2 separate regions of the Homo sapiens genome follow, and region 1 is linked to region 2. The links are chromatin loops, found by intact Hi-C in ENCODE. Cell type or tissue: tibial artery. All regions are shown on one strand. Each heading gives the region's core, and the rest is flanking DNA. Links, peaks and the distances in the headings are about the cores only. Region 1 overlaps HLCS-AS1 (HLCS antisense RNA 1). Region 2 has its middle 7.7 kb from the start of VPS26C.

What was found. Hi-C counts contacts between places; a loop is a spot of excess contacts. Peaks named below come from ENCODE experiments on the same cell type or tissue, not always from the same donor. Only the 100,000 strongest peaks of a DNase experiment are listed, where the experiment ranks them.
Region 1: it touches region 2 in a loop (8-fold over the local background); 7 of 110 quality-filtered maps call a loop at or near these places.

The regions. Positions count from the first base shown.
Region 1 is chr21:36,967,597-36,976,951 of GRCh38, forward strand. HLCS-AS1 (HLCS antisense RNA 1) reads left to right here. Exons shown (of 4, transcript NR_186434.1): 2 at 958-1,211; 3 at 4,411-4,653; 4 at 6,004-7,572. It also overlaps a transcript of HLCS not described here. Among named protein-coding and RNA genes, the nearest start is that of HLCS, 5.6 kb to the left of the region's middle. In tibial artery, for the core only: no CTCF peak of the experiment used is centred there; no DNase peak of the experiment used is centred there.
Region 2 is chr21:37,270,387-37,279,741 of GRCh38, forward strand. No RefSeq gene overlaps it. Among named protein-coding and RNA genes, the nearest start is that of VPS26C, 7.7 kb to the left of the region's middle. In tibial artery, for the core only: no CTCF peak of the experiment used is centred there; a DNase peak (open chromatin) is centred at 3,655; H3K27me3 peaks cover 258 bases.

The DNA.
Region 1 (9,355 bases), core at 424-8,423, 300 kb before region 2:
AGCTGCGAAGCACAGCAAAGAATTCCATCCAGTGGCTTCCTATTCTGGCCCTCGCTGAAAATAGGTGGCAAGATGCAGCAAAAGCAATCATGTACACCACGTCCATGTCTTAATCTAAGGATAGTTTTTGTTTGTTTGTTTTTGAGACAGTCTCTCTCTGTCACCCAGGCTGGAGTGCAGTGGTGCAATCTCGGCTCACTGCAAGCTCTGCCTCCTGGGTTCAAGCGATTCTCCTGCCTCAGCCTCCCGAGTAGCTGGGATTACAGGTGCCCGTCACCATGCCTGGCTAACTTTTGTATTTTTAGTAGAGACAGGGTTTCACCACGTTGGCCAGGGTGGTCTCGAACTCCTGACCTCAGGTGATCCACCCGCCTCTGCCTCCCAAAGTGCTGGGATTACAGGCGTGAACCACCGCGCCCAGCTAGGATAGATTTTTTTTAAGAGACAAGGTTTCGTTCTGTCGCCCAGGCTGGAGTGCCGTGGCATAATCACAGCTCTCTGCAGCTTCGAACTCTGAGCTGAAGTGATCTTCCTGGCCACCATGCCCAGCTAATTTTTTAGAAATTATTTTTCATAGAGACAGGGTCTCGCTGTGTCGCCCAGGCTGGTCTCAAACTCCTGGTCTCGAGCAGTCAAACTCCTGCCTGGATCTCCCAAAGTGCTGGGATTACAAGTTTGAGCCATGGCGCCTAGCCATAAAGATAGATTTTTAAAGTACCTTGGCCATTTGTTCATCTGCTTTAATATAGCTGCATAGAACACCCACTCCCAGAACTTCAGACTTTTGGTTAGATAACATAGTATATTTTCCCCCTTGCATATAGCGATAGATTTTTAAAAGAGAGAAAATCCAAAAAGAAATAACTGGGCTTAAAAGCAAGCATCTCTGTGGACCAGAAATAGAAGAAAAACAAAGTGATAAACAGGACTAAAGCCATATCCTACACTTCTCTACAGGACAGTGGCAGCCGGAAAGTGGGTTCCTGCATGGTAACAAGACCTTAAAATTGTGTCACTGGAGAAGGACGTGCAGTTCCCGCTGAGGAGAGACTTGGCCACTCCAGGACAACACAGGACTACAAGTCAGGAATTTGAAGATGAAAAGTGCTCAACAGTGATAAATCCTAAATGTTTCACTGAACAACCTTTCAGATAGCCTTCTTGAAGTTTGCTGAATTATGGCTATAAGGACCACTCCCCACCCCTGCTAGGTATGGAGAGGTCATCTCCTCTATCTGAAGGTGACCAACATCTCCAGTTTTTCCAAATTCCCTAAGGGTTTTGAGACCACACCTTCCCACAGGTACTCTAACTCCACCTGGCCAATAGGAATTTTCTAGGTTTACCCTTAGGTGTTTCGAGATATGGTCTCAGAATACATCATGGGAAAATTACATTTTGGGGTCAATCCTGTATACCAATTCTAGGTTAAAAGCATGGGGACCACCATGGTTCAACATGAGCTGACCCTTGCATTGAAGAGTACTGATACCATTCATGCCTGGGGAAGGAATAGAGGGAGGAAGATATGAAGGGCACAGTGAGAAGTGAAACAGTCACATAACAAGCTCTGTTTATGATCCCGCCCTAAAATGATTTCATTTTGCAAAGGTCAAGGATAGAGTTGAGTTTCATCACCCCTATATAACAAAGGAATAGGGGAAGGATGCAAAAATAATACACCAAGGGATATTAATGTGTATGCACCTGATCCTCATCCTGTAGTCCCTCACTGCTCAAAGTGTGGTCCTTAGAGCAGCAGCAGCAGCATCACTTGGAAGCTCGCAAGAAAAGCGGAATCCTAGGCCCCACCCAACCCCAAATCAGCGTCTGCATTTTGACAAAATCCCAGGAGACTCACAAACACATTAAAGTTAGAGAAGCACTGCTAACATCTTCCTCTGTCATTCCCTGGGTCTGGGCTACTCTAGACTCTAATAAGACATTTCCAAAATGATGTGGAAAATAAGACCACAGACTAGGGATTTTTTTTTTTTTTTTTAGATGAAGTCTCACTTGCCCAGGTTGGAGTGCAGCGCGATCTCAGCTCACTGCAACGTCCGCCTCCCAAGTTCAAGTGATTCTCCTGCCTCAGCCTCCCGAGTAGCTGGGATTACAAGCACATGCCACCACACCTGGCTAATTTGTGTATTTTTAGTAGAGATGGGGTTTCACCATGTTGGCCAGGCTGGTCTCAAACTCCTAACCTCAGGTGATCGTCCCACCTCAGCCTCCCAACGTGCTGGGATTACAGGCGTGAGCCACCGCGCCCGGTCAGACTAGGGATTTAGAAGCAAGACTTTGTCATTTATAAGAACACTGCAGAAAGGAACAAGAATGACCCAGCTAGCCACTGAAGACCACCTCTGAAACCCATCAACATGACCGGCTTTCTATAGGAAAAGTCTCCACAGACTCAAAAAGTCTCTAGTTTCTTGCCCTTAGGAAGGCATGCCCTGGGAATAATAGTTTGGGGACAAGAGAGAGTAGAGTGTTTACTGTCCTATCCCCCATTAAATACATGGCAGAACTTCCCCAGGGAAAGCCTATCATACTGACATTAACTCAGTACCTGTTTGAACTTGGAGAGCATTCAGAATTCTCATCAGTCAAATGGCCAGAGCTGAGAAGGATAGCTTGTTTTGTTTGTTTTTGAGACAGGGTCTTGCTATGTCACCCAGGCTGGAGGGCAGTGGTGCAATCCCGACTCACTGCAGCCTCGACCTCGTGGGCTCAAGCAATCCTCCCTCCTCAGTTTCCCAAAGTGTTGGGATTACAGGCATGAGCCACCACACCTGGCTAATTTTTGTATTTTTTGTAGAGACAAGGTTTTACCCTGTTGCCCAGGCTGGTTTCCAACTCCTGAGCTCAAGCCATCTGCCCACCTTAGCCTCCCAAAGTTGTGGGATTACAGGCACATGCCACCACACCTGGCTAATTTTTATATTTTTTTGTAGAGACAGGATTTTGCCATGTTGCCCAGGCTTGTCTCGAACTCCTGGATTCAAGCAATCTACCCGCCTCGGCCTCCCAAAGTACCGGGATTACAAGCGTGAGCCACCGTGCCCAGCCTGGGATACTTTCTAAGAACCAAGGAACTATGTAGAAAATCTTCGCCGGGCACAGTGGCTCACGCCTATAATCCCAGCACTTTGGGAGGCCAAGATGGGCAGATCACGAGGTCAGGAGATCGAGACCATCCTGGCTAACACAGTGAAACCCCGTCTCTATTAAAAAATACAAAAAAGTTAGCCAGGCGTGGTGGCGGGCGCCTGTAATCCCAGCTACTGAGGAGGCTGAGGCAGGAGAATGGCGTGAACCCAGGAGGCGGAGCTTGTAGTGAGCCAAGATTGCGCCACTGCACTCCAGCCTGGGCGACAGAGCAAGACTCCATCTCAAAAAAAAAAAAAGAAAGAAAAGAAAATCTTGATCTCTATTCAGTAACTTTAATACGTATATTAACATGTTCTTGTTTTTGGAACAATCGTCAAATCAAGCAAAAAGTAATTTTATTTTGTTAATCAAAATAAAGAGAAAAGTAGACAATATTTAGAGCATCAAAAGAATTTAAATTAGAACATCTTTAACTATTGGAAATATGCATTTGAACTCATGTCTTTAAGAGGAAAATAATTATCTTTCCTAGCTCTTTCACTGAGATGGCCTCAGAGTAGCCTTACCCCAAGATGCACCTGAGTGCTCAGATTCTTGAATGGGTGCTCTTCTCCTCATTACAAGGAACTAGAAATCCTTGGAGAAATCACTGATTCTGGTGTTCAAGAGATACCAGATAAGCTGGAACATCTTATGCTAGGAAGCAGGAGAAGCTTCAAAGAAAAATAGGTCCAGGCAGAAGGATGCAGGAGACAAGCTAGAAGTGCCAAATCAGGACGATTTGAGTATCAAATTGAAATACACCCAATTATGAAGGTACCCAATTTTCAAGAGCCGGCTGGGCGCGGTGGCTCACACCTGTAATCCTACCACTCTGGGAGACTGAGGCGGGCAGATCACCTGAAATCAAGAGTTCAAGACCAGCCTGGGCAACATGGCGAAACCCCATCTCTACTAAAAATACAAAACTTAGCCAGGCGCAGTGGCATACACCTGCAGTCCCACCTACTCAGGAGGCTGAGCCAGGAGAATCACTTGAACCCAGGAGACAGAGGTTGCAGTGAGCCGAGATTGCACCACTGCACTCAAGCCTGGGTGACAGAAAAAGACTCCATCTCAAAAAAAAAAAAAAAAATGAAGAGCCATGAAATCCATGGTTATCCTCAATAAAATTTAAATATTCGAAAAGAATGTAGGATAAAATGTGTTACTGCTGAGTCTCGTTATTTGGTTATGTTTGTATTGATTCATTTGTTGTATTGATAAAGATTAGTAGGTGGCAAATTCTTCCTTTAGAAGGTTGTTTGTGACCCAAGAGGGCATCAATACAAAGACCCTAAAGCTGGGATTCCGAAGCACAGAGTCGCGGGAGAGAACCAAAGCTCATCGCATCTGGTTTAAGACTCCTTCAGAGTTGGATCAGCCTAAAAACAGGACATGGTACAAGATTTTATTCATTCCAAAGATTGTAAAAATTAAATTCATCCTGAGAATTTATCAGTCTATGTGGGAGCTACAGACTTCTATGAGCAAGCAGAGGTAAGTAATGTTCTAACTTCAACTAAAAGAGGCTAAGAGATCATCTTCCTTCTTTTGAATTTAATTTTTTTATTATTATTTTAAAAGACAGGGTCTTGCCCTACCACCCAGGCTGCTCTTGAACCCCTAACCTCAAGCTGTCCTCCTGCCTCAGCCTCCCAAAGCATTGGGATTACAGGCATGTGTCGTGCCTGGCCTCACCCTCCTTGAGATTTCAGAATTGTTGACAGAATGACAATAAGTAGGATTCACTGTCTCCTTAAAGACTGAGGAAAGAAACCCAGTGAAACCTCTGATGGACAATGGCCTCAGTTAACTAGGACAGTAACTGTACAGTATCCATCTCCTAATCCAGTAAAACTGAGTTACATATAGAAAGGCTTGAAAGAAGCAAAGCCATAGATTTATATTTCTGTATTAATAAGGAATCTATGCATATTTTTGGTCTTATATATACTTGAAGTGTGTTAGAGTATGTGGCTGTTTTAAGTACATTCTTATAACTAATTTGAAATGGGTACTTCTATATTGAAATCTTACTGAGTTTATGAATAGTATTGAAACATCTAAGGGAATATTATTAGGTTTGCCATATTAATATACTGAATCTGCTAGATTGATAAGAATTACATAATCAGGCCACTGAAATGTATAAAAAGGAAATTTAATTTAAAAAGGACTTGGGGGCAGACACAGTGGCTCATGCCTGTAATCCCAACAGTTTGGGAGGCCAAAGTGGGAGGATCATTTGAGTCCAGAAGTTCATGACCAGCGTGGGCAACACAGGGAAACCCCATCTCTATGAAAAAAAAAACAAAACATTTTTTTAAATTAGCCAAGCATGGTGGTGCATGCCTGTGGTGACAGCTTCTCGGGAGGCTGAGGTAGGAGGATCACTTGAGCCCAGAAGGTCAAGGCTTCAGTGAGCTGTGATCGCACCACTGGTCTCCAGCCTCAGCGACAGAGAAAGACCCTGTCTTTTTTTTTTTTTTTTTTTTTTTTTAGCAGCTCTGGAATGAGAATAGGTATTTGTAACACACATAACTGATAAAGGATTCATATCTAGAATATACAAAGAACTCCAAATCAATGAGGAAAAGTCAGAAAACCAAAAAAGGAGGACAGCTAAAGCTGAAAAAGCACTTCAAAAACAGACTGTACCCAGCTGTCTGATAAATATGAAAAAGTATGCAGTCTCAAAGTAGGTCCAAATTAAGACCTTCATGAGAATTGGTATACACCCATCGGTTTGGCAGAAATCCCCTTCTCAAGCCCTGGAATTCTGGGCTCTACCCCCATTGCTCAAAGATCTGACCATTTTCCATTTCCATCCCTTCCATCTTTCTGCAGTACCTGGCATTCCTGACCATGCTATTTCTACCAATCAACAAAAACTACTAGATACTCAGAGGGGATTTAATACAGAGAGCTGGCTACAACATGACAAAACACCAGACAAGGGAGGGCACTGTGGCTCATGCCTGTAATCCCGGCACTTCGGGAGGCCAAGGCGGGTGGATCACCTGAGGTCAGGAGTTTGAGATCAGCTAGCCAACATGGTGAAACCCCGTCTCTACTAAAAATACAAAAAATTAGCCGGGCATGGTGGCAGGCACCTGTAATCCCAGCTACTTGGGAGGCTGAGGCAGGAGAATCGCTTGAACCTGGGAGGCGGAGGTTGCAGTGAGCCAAGATCATGCCCTTGCACTCCAGCCTGGGCAACAAGAGTGAAACTCCGTCTGAAATAAATAAATAAATAAACAAACGGACACACACCACAGAAGGGACAGTGAGGCAACCCAGGGAATAGAAAGAGCAGAAGCCGCGACCCTCTGTAGGGCTGAGGGCACACAACACAGGTCAAGTTACCGTCGCCCGGGATCCAGGGTCCCCTGGTGGAAGCTGGAACCCACAGATCAGTGCTGTGGGAGATGGAGCCACAGAGAAACAACTGCTGCTGGAGACATCAGCAGGGGAAGAAGGCGGAAAAATACTGTAGCCGCTCCACACCTCCAGCCCAACGCCCCATGGCGGAACTTCACTAGAGGCCCCACGGCAGAAGAGCCTCCAGGAACCTCCTTGTGGACCAGAGGAGAGAGATAGAGAGGCGGCAGGAGGCAAGGGTGTGTCTAAGACAAACAGGCCACAGCCAGCCCCTGGCCTTCCTGAAACTCCTCCCTTGGGTTCTTTTAAAATTCAATATTCTGCTTCTGTTCCAGGGTTAATGGGCTGAACTGTGTCCCCCCAAATTCTAATGTTGAAGTTCTAACCCCCAGTACCTCAGAATGGGACTGCATCAGGAGACAGGTACTTTAAAATAGTCATTAAGGTAAAATGAGGTCACCACCTAATCTGTTATGACTGGTATCCTTATAAGGATAAAATAGTCATTAAGGTGAAATGAGGTCATCACCTAATCTGTTATGACTGGTATCCTTATAAGGAGAGGAGACTAGACACAGACATGCACAGGGGGACAATCCTGTAAGGACAAAGGGAGAAGACAGCCATCTCCAAGCCAAGGAGAGAGGCCTCAGGAGAAACCAACCCCGCCCACACCTTCATCTTGGACTTCTAGCTTCCAGAACTGGGGAAATGAATTTCTGTTGTTGAAGCCCCAGTCTGCAATACTTAGTTATAGCAGCCCTTGCGAACCAGCACATCCAAGTTCTCCGTCTCTGTCTCTAACCCCTCTCTCAACTGTCGGCCATAAGTGAGCCTCTGCCCCCAACTTCTGGCCTCCTCTATGTTCTCTTCCTTGGTGACCTCTGGCAGTGACGCTCAGTCCTCATGGCCAGCTCTGGCCTCTCCCAGGCTCTGGCGCCGCAATCATCTCTTCCACTTGTCTCTGCTTGGATAGTCTGTCAGCATCTCAAAGGCAACATGAATAAAACCAAATGCATTTTTTCCTCCCACAAATTATCTCTTTATCCTGATTTCTCTTATCTCTGTTCATGACTTGTTCACCTTTTCACTAGGACCCAGAATTCATGCATCTTGGAGTCCCAACTTCTCCAGCCCCTGTGTCTTGTTTATTTCCATAGCAGTTGGTAGGCGGGACCTCTGCACAGTCTCACATGGTCCCTTCTTTCTAGTCCAGGCCCAGCTCAGCCCTCACCAGAACAGGCACTAGCACGACAGCCTGCTGGATGATTCCCGGTGCCCGTCCCCTGTTTCCCACGGTTCTGCCTCATCCAGCACACTCTGCACTTGACTGCCTAAAGCACAGCGCTCATCCCATCACTCCTGCTTCTCAAACTCCTGCAGTGCCTGCCCCCACCCCAGAAAGTGCAGGCAGTCTTGCCTGGCATTCAAGACCTTCCACTGAGCCTAAGCAACATAGTGAGACCCCATCTCTACAAAAAATTTAAAAATTAGCCAGGCATGGTGGCACGTGCCTATAGCCCCAGCTACTTGGGAGGCTGAGGCGGGAGAACTGCTGGAGCCCGGGAGTTCCAGGATGTAGTGATCCATGTTCATACCACTGCACTCCAGCCTGGGCAACAGAAGAGACCCCATCTCTAAAAAGAAAAGAAAAAGACCTTCCATTGGACCCACCTAACCGGGTCTCCCTCATTGGCAGCCATTCACTTATTCCACGTTCATTCTGCACCTCCTGCACACGAGGTGCTATGCCAATTACTGGATACATTTAATCCCTCAACAACTCTGCATGGTGACCATTATTGTCCCCATCTTGCAAAGGAAGAAACTGAATTTTAGAACAGTTGAATTTTAGAACTTGAGCTCCCATAATTAGGTGGGGAAACTGATGTTTGAATTTGTGTCCTTTTGGCCCCAAAGTCCTTCTCTGGATAAACTAGGCAACCAAGAGCAAAGAATGCTCTATACCCGACAAAAATAGAAATGAAACTCAAGATCCAAGACGCAAGAGTGGCAGAAGGTTCAAGGTGCACCACTGCCAGCCCTGACAGCCTTTGTATCCAGGTCAGTTGAACAGGCCGGGATTGTCCCCAACTTGGACACATCTAAAAAGCTGCAGGTGGGATGTCATCAAAATCACCTGGGAAAACAACCTGCTCTGAAAACAGAGGCATGATCCAAAAGACAAAGAGGTTTGTGATACCCTTTCTGTACAATAGCTGACTATCAGTAAGTCATTACTGTTTTAAGGAAGTCAGTCACACACACACACACACGCATACACACACAGAAAAATACAAGTTAGCTGGGCGTGGTGGTGTGCACCTGCAATCCCAGCTACTCGGGAGGCTGAGGCAGCAGAATCATTTGAACCCGGGAGGCAGAGGTTGCAGTGATCCAAGATTGCATCACTACACTCCAGCCTGGGCAACAGAGCCAGACTGTCTCAAAAAATAAATAACAATAATAATAATAATGTTGCACCAATGTCAGTTTTGGTAAATCCATGGTTGTGTAAGATGTTAGCATTAGAGGAAGCTGGGTGAAGTTTCAAAGAACTCTCTGTACTATTTCTCTTTTGTAAGCCTAAAATTATTTCAAAATAATAGGTGATAAAAATTAGAAGGTGACATTCCACTGAATTTCATCAGCACTCCTTTTTTCCCCTCTTCCGAACCAGCCATGTGATCTTAAGCAAATTATCTCATCTCTCTAGGTCACAGTTTTTCAACTTAGGAAAAAAAAAGAGGGACACAAGCCAGATCATCTCTAACTTCCCCTCCATCTCTCAAATTCTGTGGTCCTCGTACATTTACAA
Region 2 (9,355 bases), core at 640-8,639:
CTTGGCTTTAATGAAGAAAACTGCCTTGCCCAAGGTCATTCCCCCTTCTAGGGGGCAGCCCACACTTGACAATTAATCCATTTAGGATATAGAGGCCTCTCCGTTGTTCCAGTTTAGGACAACTCTGAAGGACCATTCCATATTCAAAACTCCCAGTATTAGTTAAATACTGATGTGTAGCAAATTACTCCAATCTGTAGTAGCTTTAAATAACAAACGTCTCATTATGTCTGCGAGTTGGGAACTCAGGAGCAGCTTCCCTGGGTGTTCCTGGCTCAAGGTGTCAGATTCTTGCAGTTGTCTGAAGGCCTGTTGTCGGCTGGAAGATCCAGTTCCAAGATGGCTCCCTCACATGGCTGAGGTTGGGAGCACTCACTTCCACTCCACAGGCTGCTTGAGAAGCCTCACAGTATGGCAGCTAGCTTCTCCCAGACCAGTCAATCAAGAGAGAGTGCAATTAGGGAGCTGCAATGCCCTGTGAGGCCAAGTATCTGAAGGACATCTACTTTTCTTCTCTTCATCAGAAGACAGTCACTAAATCCCACTAATTCCATTTGGGAAGGGGAATTTAGCTCTACCTATGGAAGGGAGGGTCAAAGAATTTGAGGACATATTTTAAACCACTACGCTCCGCATTGAATCCTGCTTCCTACACCCAAACCCTGTGCGCCTGTTGATCCTGAGAGCATCTCCCCAATAAACTTCCTGCATGTTAAATCTCCATCTCGTATTCTGCCTTCTGGCAACCTAACCTCAACAATCCAGTTATGCTAGTTTCATAATAACCCTCATAATAACCCTCAAGACACTCTTGTGATACAGGAAAAATTACTATTTCCTCACCTTACAAAAGGGAAGACAGGCACAGAAAGATTAATGTACTTGCCCAAGGTCATAGAGCAACTAAGTGGCAGCCACCAATTCTGACTCCAGAGTTCATATAGGCAATTGCTGATCAATGCGCTACATACATGCACACAACAAACGCCTGGGTGCATAACAATGGGGGGCTCATGATCTTAATCAAAAGACTGGACAAAAGACTGCCAATCAAATGGGAAAATCCAGCAGAGGTGCAATGTCATAGTCAAAGGCAATCTTAAAGAGAGGAATGGGGGGTCATTGTATCAACTGATGGTGAAGATAGAATATTAAAACTATTGCAGAATAGTATAATGCTTTAGTTTGCTACGGCTGCCACAACGAAGTACCACAAACTGGGTGGCTTCAAACAACAGAAATTTATTCTTTCACTCTTCTGGAGGCTGCAAGTTCAAAATCAAGATGTCAGCAGGGTTGTTCTTCTGAGGACGGTGAGGAAAGAATCTGTTCCAGTTCTCTCTCCTTGGCTTTTAGGTGGCCCTCTTATGTCTCCTCACTCTATCTTTAAAAAATGTGTCTTCATGGCTGGGCACAGTGGCTCACACCTGTAATCCCAGCACTTTGGGAGGTCAAGGCAGGAGGATCCCTTGAGCCCAGGAGTTCGAGACTAGCCTGGGCAACATGGCGAAACCCCCCATCTCTACAAAAATATAAAAATTAGCTGGATGTGGTGACGCATGCCTGTAGTCCCAGCTACTTGGGAAGCTGAGGTGGGAGGATCGCTTGAGCCTGGGAGGCAGAGGTTGCAGTGAGCCAAGATCATGTCACTGCACTCTGGCCTGGGCGACAGAGCGAGACCCTGTCTCAAAAAATAAAATAAAATGTATCTTCATGTTCACGTGATGTTCTTTCTGTATCAATGTCTGACTCCAAACTTGCCCTTTTTCTAAATACACCAGTCATCTTGTATTAAGGTCCACTAATGACCCCCTTTTAACTTGATTACCTTTGTAAAGACCCTACTTCCAAATACCGTCACATTCTGAAGTACCAAGGGCTAGGACCTTAATTTGGCAGGGAAACAATTCAACCCAGAACACCATCCTCATAGATGGGATTAGTGCCCTATAAAAGGAATGGAAGGGAGCTAGCTAGTCCTTTTGCCCTTCTGTCCCTTCTGCCAAGAGAGGACATGGCATTTGTCCCTTCTGGAGGACTCAGCATTCAAGGCGCCATCTTGGAAGCAGAGTGGAACCAGACACAACGTGCTGGTACCTTGTTCTTAAACTTCCCAGTCTTCGGAACTATGAGAAATGAACTTCTATTGTTTAGAAATTACCCACTCTGTGGTATTTTGTTATAACAGCATGAATGGACTGAGACAATTGCATGTATGGCCACTAAGAACATCTCAATGTTGATTATGTACAAGTTTGATTAAGGATGTCCTGGATACCTTAACTACCACAACTTACACCACTTGGCAGTTAAGACACACTTTCTCAAATAACAAAATGTGAAGCATTCTTTGTAAACAAACACATAAAAATACAATATTTGTTTTTTATAAACAATATATATGAAATTTATATATAAATAAAGAAAAATAAAATTTTAAAATAAAATTTAAATTAAAGATAAATTAGCCAGGTGTGGTGGCTCACACCTGTAATCCCAGCACTTTGGGAGGCCAAGGAGTGTGGATCATCTGAGGTCAGGAGTTCGACATTAGCCTAGCCAAAATGGTGAAACCTCATCGGTACTAAAAATACAAAAATTAGCCAGGCGTGGTGGCGCAGGCCTGTAATCCCAGGTCCCCGGGAAGCTGAGGCTAGAGGATCACTTGAACCTGGGAGGCAGAGGTTGTAGTGAGCTGAGATCACGTCACTGTACTCCAGCCTGGGTGACAGAGTGAGATTTCATCTAAAAAAAAAATTAATTAAAATAAAATAAAATAAATAAAATTAGAAAATAAAATAGAATTTTAAAATGTAAACATACATAAAAATTTATATAAAAATGTTTAATGAATTTTATAAAAATAAAATTTATATATAAATTTTATATTTTATATAAATTTTTTATTAAAATGTGATTAAAATACAATATTTGTTTCTTATTTGTCAAGAAACAAGTAAAAATATGATACCAGACTAAAAATAACAAAGTATGAATGCTTCACACCAAAACCTATGGGATACAGGTAAAAAAAGAATCCTCTGAAAAATTATTGGAAAAAGTTTGGAAATTTGGTCAGAGTGAAATGATATGCTATCTGGGATTTGCTTCTAAATAACTCTAGGAGGAGGAAGAGGGAGAAGGAGGAGGAGGGGGAGGGGAGAAAGAGGAGGATGAGGAGGGGTGGAGAAGGAGGAGGGGGGAGGGGAGAAAGTAGGATGGGGAGGGGCGGAGAAGGAGGGGAGGAAATGGAGGAAGAGGGAAGGGGTACAGGAGGAGGAGGAGGAAAGGTTTTATTCACTCATTCACTCTGCCTTTGTATACACTTGAGTTCCATAACAAAAGAAGAGAAGATAAATTTACAAAGTAGGATAATATTTTTGAAATATTAAGCTGAAGTATTTTTAAAATTCCTTGTCATTCCCAGCAGGTGCCCCTCAACTCTCTCTCCATCAAGTTTATACCCTGAAGCAAAAAATGTGTGTTGAAGAGCACTTTGCCAAAGATCTGAAACATGGTTTGGTCTAGAGGAAGGGGAATAGAATGAGAAGAGCAGAAGTAGCTCCTGGGGTGGGATCCAGCTGTATTTCATGCTTGGAGTCAACGTCCCAGTTGGGGTTAGAAATGCGCAGGGCAATAGAAAACATGACAGGAAACTCGGAGCTCGAGAGAGAAGAATCAAATGATTAAAATAACCCAAAAGTTAGAGGTATGGGCTGAGTCAGCCAAGGGGGAGTCCCGGCTCTTTCTAGCGGTCCCTCTAGTGTGCTATTGCCTGTGCAGAGATGGGATTTTGAGACACTCCAGCTGGGACGTTGGCAGATAGGCAAGGGACATGGCATTTTTGAACCATATGCCTCTCTCCATCCCAAGTAGAATGCTTTTGGGGAAAGGTAAGAAGGAGACTGAGGATGTGAAAAGAGAATTCTAAAACACTGGCTATCAGCTGGGTTCCAACTGAATAATGAGACTGATTTTCTTCTCCCCTGTCCTCAGCAGAAATGGTTACTGGGGAGCTAAACTGGGTTAATTTATAGAGAAATGAAGACTGGTACTTTTTTGGTCATCTATATGTATGCCTGTAAATTTTGAAACAGCCTACGTATGCAAAAATCAATAGGCATTACGATTTAACAGCAACAACCAGTTAGAAAATAAAATGAAGATACAGACTGTATTCTCAATAGCAATCAAAATATAAAATATTTGGAGTAATTTGAATGTGATCTATGTTTTAGTTACATGAGAAAAGCTATAAGGCTGAATTAAGAAATGTGAAATATGGCAAAATAGAGATTTACAGTATTTCTGAATAGAAAATCTATTTTAAAATGTCCAGTTGTATACAATTAATTTTTAGAGCTAATTACTCTCAATATCCTAATAAAATTTTTCATGAGGAAATTCAATGAAATTCTGTTAAAATTCTTCTGAAAAAATAAAGAAGTATTTTGAAATGACATCTCTTTAAAGAGCTAATTGTAGGAGAAAGGTTTTTACTAGGCATAAAATATAGTATAACTGTAAGAATTAAAAGAGCATCATCCTGACATAAGAGCAATTGGATAGGACAGATCATTCAGAACAGATCCCAACATATTATGTATAGGATTATTTATTTATTTATTTATTTATTTATTTATTTATTTATTTATTTTTGAGACGGAGTCTCACTCTGTCACCCAGGCTGGAGTGCAGTGGCACGATCTCGGCTCACTGCAACCTCGGCCTCCCGGGTTCAAGGGATTCTCCTGCCTCAGCCTCCCGAGTAGCTGGGACTACAGGCGCAGCCACCACGCCCGGCTAATTTTTTGTATTTTTAGTACAGACGGGGTTTCACCGTGTTAGCCAGGATAGTCTCTATCTTCTGACCTTGTGATGATCTGCCCGCCTCATCCTCCCAAAGTGCTGGGATTACAGGTGTGAGCCACCACGCCCGGCCTATTTATTTTTTATTGTATATATTCAAGTTGTATATGAAATTTCAATAAATGATAAAAGAGGCATTGCAAATCTATAAAGAACAGGGGATTACTCAGTAAATGATATTACACTAAATGCTATTTAGAAGAAAAATTCATTTAGATTTTACCATAACAGCATATATCAAAAAAAAGGAAGAGAGAGAAGAAAAGACCTAGTTGGATTAAAGAGTTCAGGAAATAATAAAACAAGTTAAGGCACAGACTTAATGAAAAGTATGGAAAACTTATATGAGAAAAACTACTAAAGTCTTGCATGAGACGTCACAGTAGATTTGAACAGAAGGCAAACATACCATTATCTTGGATAGGAAAGTGTAACATCATAAAAATGTTAAGTCTCCTCTGCTTAATTTATATATTTAAATTAACACTAACAAAAATATTAATTTATTTATGGAGCCAGGCAGGTTGATTATAAAATTTATTTGGAATAATAAATAAGGGAGAATAGCCAGAACAAATCTCAAAAGAGATGAACCGGTGGGGGGCAGGGGGAGGAGGAGGAGCCTAGGACGTGTCATACAGAGAGTGGCACCTGGGACTCATTTTAGCCAGTGGAAGGCAGTGAGAGTTCTGCACCTAAATCTTTTTTTTTTTTAAACAGAGTTTTGCTCTTGTCGCCCAGGCTGGAGTGCAATGGCGTGATCTCAGCTCACCGCAACCTCCACCTCCCGGGTTCAAGCAATTCTCTTGCCTCAGCCTCCCGAGTGGCTAGGATTATAGGCATGCACCCCATGCTCTGCTGCTTTTGTATTTTTAGTAGAGATGGGGTTTCTCCATGTTGGTCGGGCTGGTCTCGAACTCCCAATCTGAGGTTATCCCCCTGCCTCAGCCTCCCAAAGTGCTGGGATTACAGGCATGAGCCACCGCACCCAGCCTCTGCACCTAAATCTTAAAAAGGCCTGGCAACAGGCCTGGCACAGTGGCTCATGCCTGTAGTCCCAAAACTATGAGCCAAGGTGGGAGGATCGCTTGAGGTCAGGATTTTGAGACCAGCATGGGCAACCCAGTGAGACCTATCTCTACAACAACAACAACAAAATTTTTTTAATTAGCTGGTCACAGTGGCATGCGCCTGTAATCCCAGCTACTCAGGAGGCTGAGGTGGGAGGATTGCTTGAGCCCAGGAGTTTGAGGCTGCAGTGACCTATGATTACACCACTACATTCCAGCCTGGATGACAGAGCAAGACCCTATTTCGAAAAAAAAAAAGGCCTGACCTGGCAACTTCTGCTTTTACATGCTGGGAGGGCTGAGTATGATGTAAGGAGCCCAGTGACCCTGATGGAGACACTGTTGAAGGACCACAAAGAGGAGAGGCCCTGAACAATATGGAGAAAGAAGGGGTGGGAGAGAGAGAGAAAACCCCAGCTCCCCCAGCGTAGCCACCAAGAATGGCCCTCCTGCCATGTCCACAAGGACCCAACATACACATGAAGCCATCTCGGGATTTCCACTCCACTGCCATAAAACTGCAGTCACGTGAACGACACAAAGTGAGACTGGCAAAAGGACCACTCAGCTGAGCCACAGTCCACCAGTAGAATTGTGAAAAATAATACAGTGGCCATTGTCCTAAGCCACTGAGTTTTGAGGTGGTTTGTGATGCGGCAGTAGGTGACCAGATCAAATGATTACCGAAGGGGAAAAGACAGAATAGGGCAGGGAGACAGGAAGAGAAGCAAGACATCTCTGCATGTTATGTCATAGAATTTTGACTCTGTATCCATGTAAATGTTTTAGCTAATTTAAAAAAATTTTAATTTAAAAAATTAAACCACACAGAAAAGAGAAATACAATGGAATTGTTAAAACTTCAGTGGGGTAGAGGTAGGAAGACTTTCTACATGACTGATAGAAACATCACAAAGGAGGCCAGGTGCAGTGGCTCACGCCTGTAATTCCAGCACTTTGGAAGGCCGAGGCGGGCGGATCACAAGGTCAGGAGTTTGAGACCAGCCTGGCCAAGATGGTGAAACCCCATCTCTACTGAAAAATACAAAAATCAGCTGGGCGTGGCGGCATGTGCCTGTAATCCCAGCTACTTGGGAGGTTGAGGTAGGAGAATTGCTTGAACCCGGGAGGCGGAGGTTGCAGTGAGCCGAGATCGTGCCAGTGCACTCCAGCCCGGGTGACAGTGCGAGACTGCGTCTCAAAACAAAAACAAAAACAAAAAACAAACAAACAAAAAAGAAACATCACAAAGGAAAAACATAGCCACAGCTGGATGCAGTGGCTCATGCCTGTAATCCCAGCACTTTGGGATGCTGAGGTGGGAGGATCACTTGAGCCCAGGAGTTGGGCAACATAGTGAGACCCCTATGTAAAAAATACAAAAATTAGCCAGGCATGGCGGCGTGTGCCTGTAGTCTCAGCTATGCAGAAAGCTGAGGCCAGAGGATCACTTGAGTCGGGGAGGTCGAGGCTGCAGTGAACCGTGATCGCATCACTGCATTCCAGCCTGGGCCACAAAGCAAGATCATGTCTCAAAAAAAAAAAAAAGAAAAAGAAAAAAAGTCAATTTATTATATAGAAAATTTTCCTATACATCAGTGGGGAAACCCATAATAAGAAGGAAAGAACTGCTGGGCGCAGTGGCTCATGCCTATAATCCCAGCACTTTGGGAGGCCAAGGCAGGTGGGTCACCTGAGGTTGGGAGTTTGAGACCAGCCTGACCAACATGGAGAAACCCTGTCTCTACCAAAAATACAAAATTAGCCGGATGTGGTGGCACATGCCTGTAACCCCAGCTACTCGGGAGGCTGAGAGGGGAGAATCACTTGAACCCGGGAGGTGGAGGCTGCGGTGAGTCGAGATCGCGCCATTGCATTCCAGCCTGGGCAACAAGAGTGAAACGCTGGCCCCCCCCCGCCCCCCCAGAAAAAAGGAAAGAACATTTTGGGAAATATATACAACAAACATGACAAGAAAAGTTCACATTTTGACCACAGAGGATGTGTTAGTTTTCTACAGCCGTGTAATAAATAACTATAAATGTAGAGATGCGAAACAACACCCACTGATTAGCTCACAGCTCTGTGGGTTCAACTGGATTCTCTGCTTAGGGTCAAACAGGGTTGAGATCAAGGTGTCTGCCTGGCTGGGCTATTACCTGGAGGCTCTGGGAAGCACCTACTTGAAAGCTCATTGAGGTGACGGGCAGAATTCAGTTCCTTGTGGTTGTAGGACTCCAGTCACGTGCCCTCGCTGACTGTCAGCAGGGACCACTCTCAGCTTTTAAAGACGTCTCTCTGATCAGTGGGCAGAGCCCCTCCATCATCAAAGCCAGCCATGGTGCATCAAATCCTTCTTGTGCTTTGAATCTCTTTGACTGCCCTTTCTGCGGCCAGACAGAGAACATTTTCTGCTTTTAAAAGGCTAATGATATTAGATTAGGCCCACCTAGAAAATCTCCCTATTTGAAGATTAACCATGCCAGGTAACATAATCTTGGGAGTGATATTTCATCATATCCACAGCTTCCACCCTCACTCAAAGGGAGGGGATTATAGAAAGAAGAAGGTCATTGGGGGTCATTCTTAGAATTTTGACTACCAGAGGGGATAACATTCACATCTATAATAAGAACTCTAAGACACAGGACATGAATAACAGTTTGCAAAAGAGGAAATCAAGTAGTTAGCAGACATATGGGAAAATGTTTCACTTCAATTGAAATAAAAGAAATTCTAGTAGAAATCTTCTACTCACAGATTAAATTAGCAAAAAATACTAAATATTGGCAGCTATGTGGTGAAACAGGCATTTCATTCATTGATGATAGCAATGTGAATGGTACAACACATGTAGAAATAAATTTGGAAATATATACCAACGCCTTTAAAATGTTTATATTCTTTGGCCCAGTAATTTGACTGCTGGGAATCTATGTAAAGATTAATCCTAAATTTGGAAAAAAAATTTCCCAGCAATCAAGTAATCCTAAATTTGAGAAAAAAACATTTTTAAACACTGATATGGTTTGGCTCTGTGTCCCCACCCAAATCTCACTTTGACTTGTAATAATCCCCACGTGTCATGGGAGGGACCCGGTGGGAGGTAACTGAATCATGAGGGCAGGTTTTTCCTGTGCTGTTCTCATGATAGTGAATAAGTCTCACAAGATCTGATGGCTTTATAAAGCAGAGTTCCCCTACACAGATCTCTTGCCTGCCGCCATGTAAGACATGACTTTGTTCTTCATTTGTCTTCTGCCATGATTATGAGGCCTCCCAAGCCATGCAGAACCGTGAGTCCACTAAACCTCTTTCTTTTATAAATTACCCAGTCTCAGGTATGTCTTTATTATCAGCATGAGGACAGACTAATAAAAACACCATGGTATTCACGGCAAATTATTAATAATGAA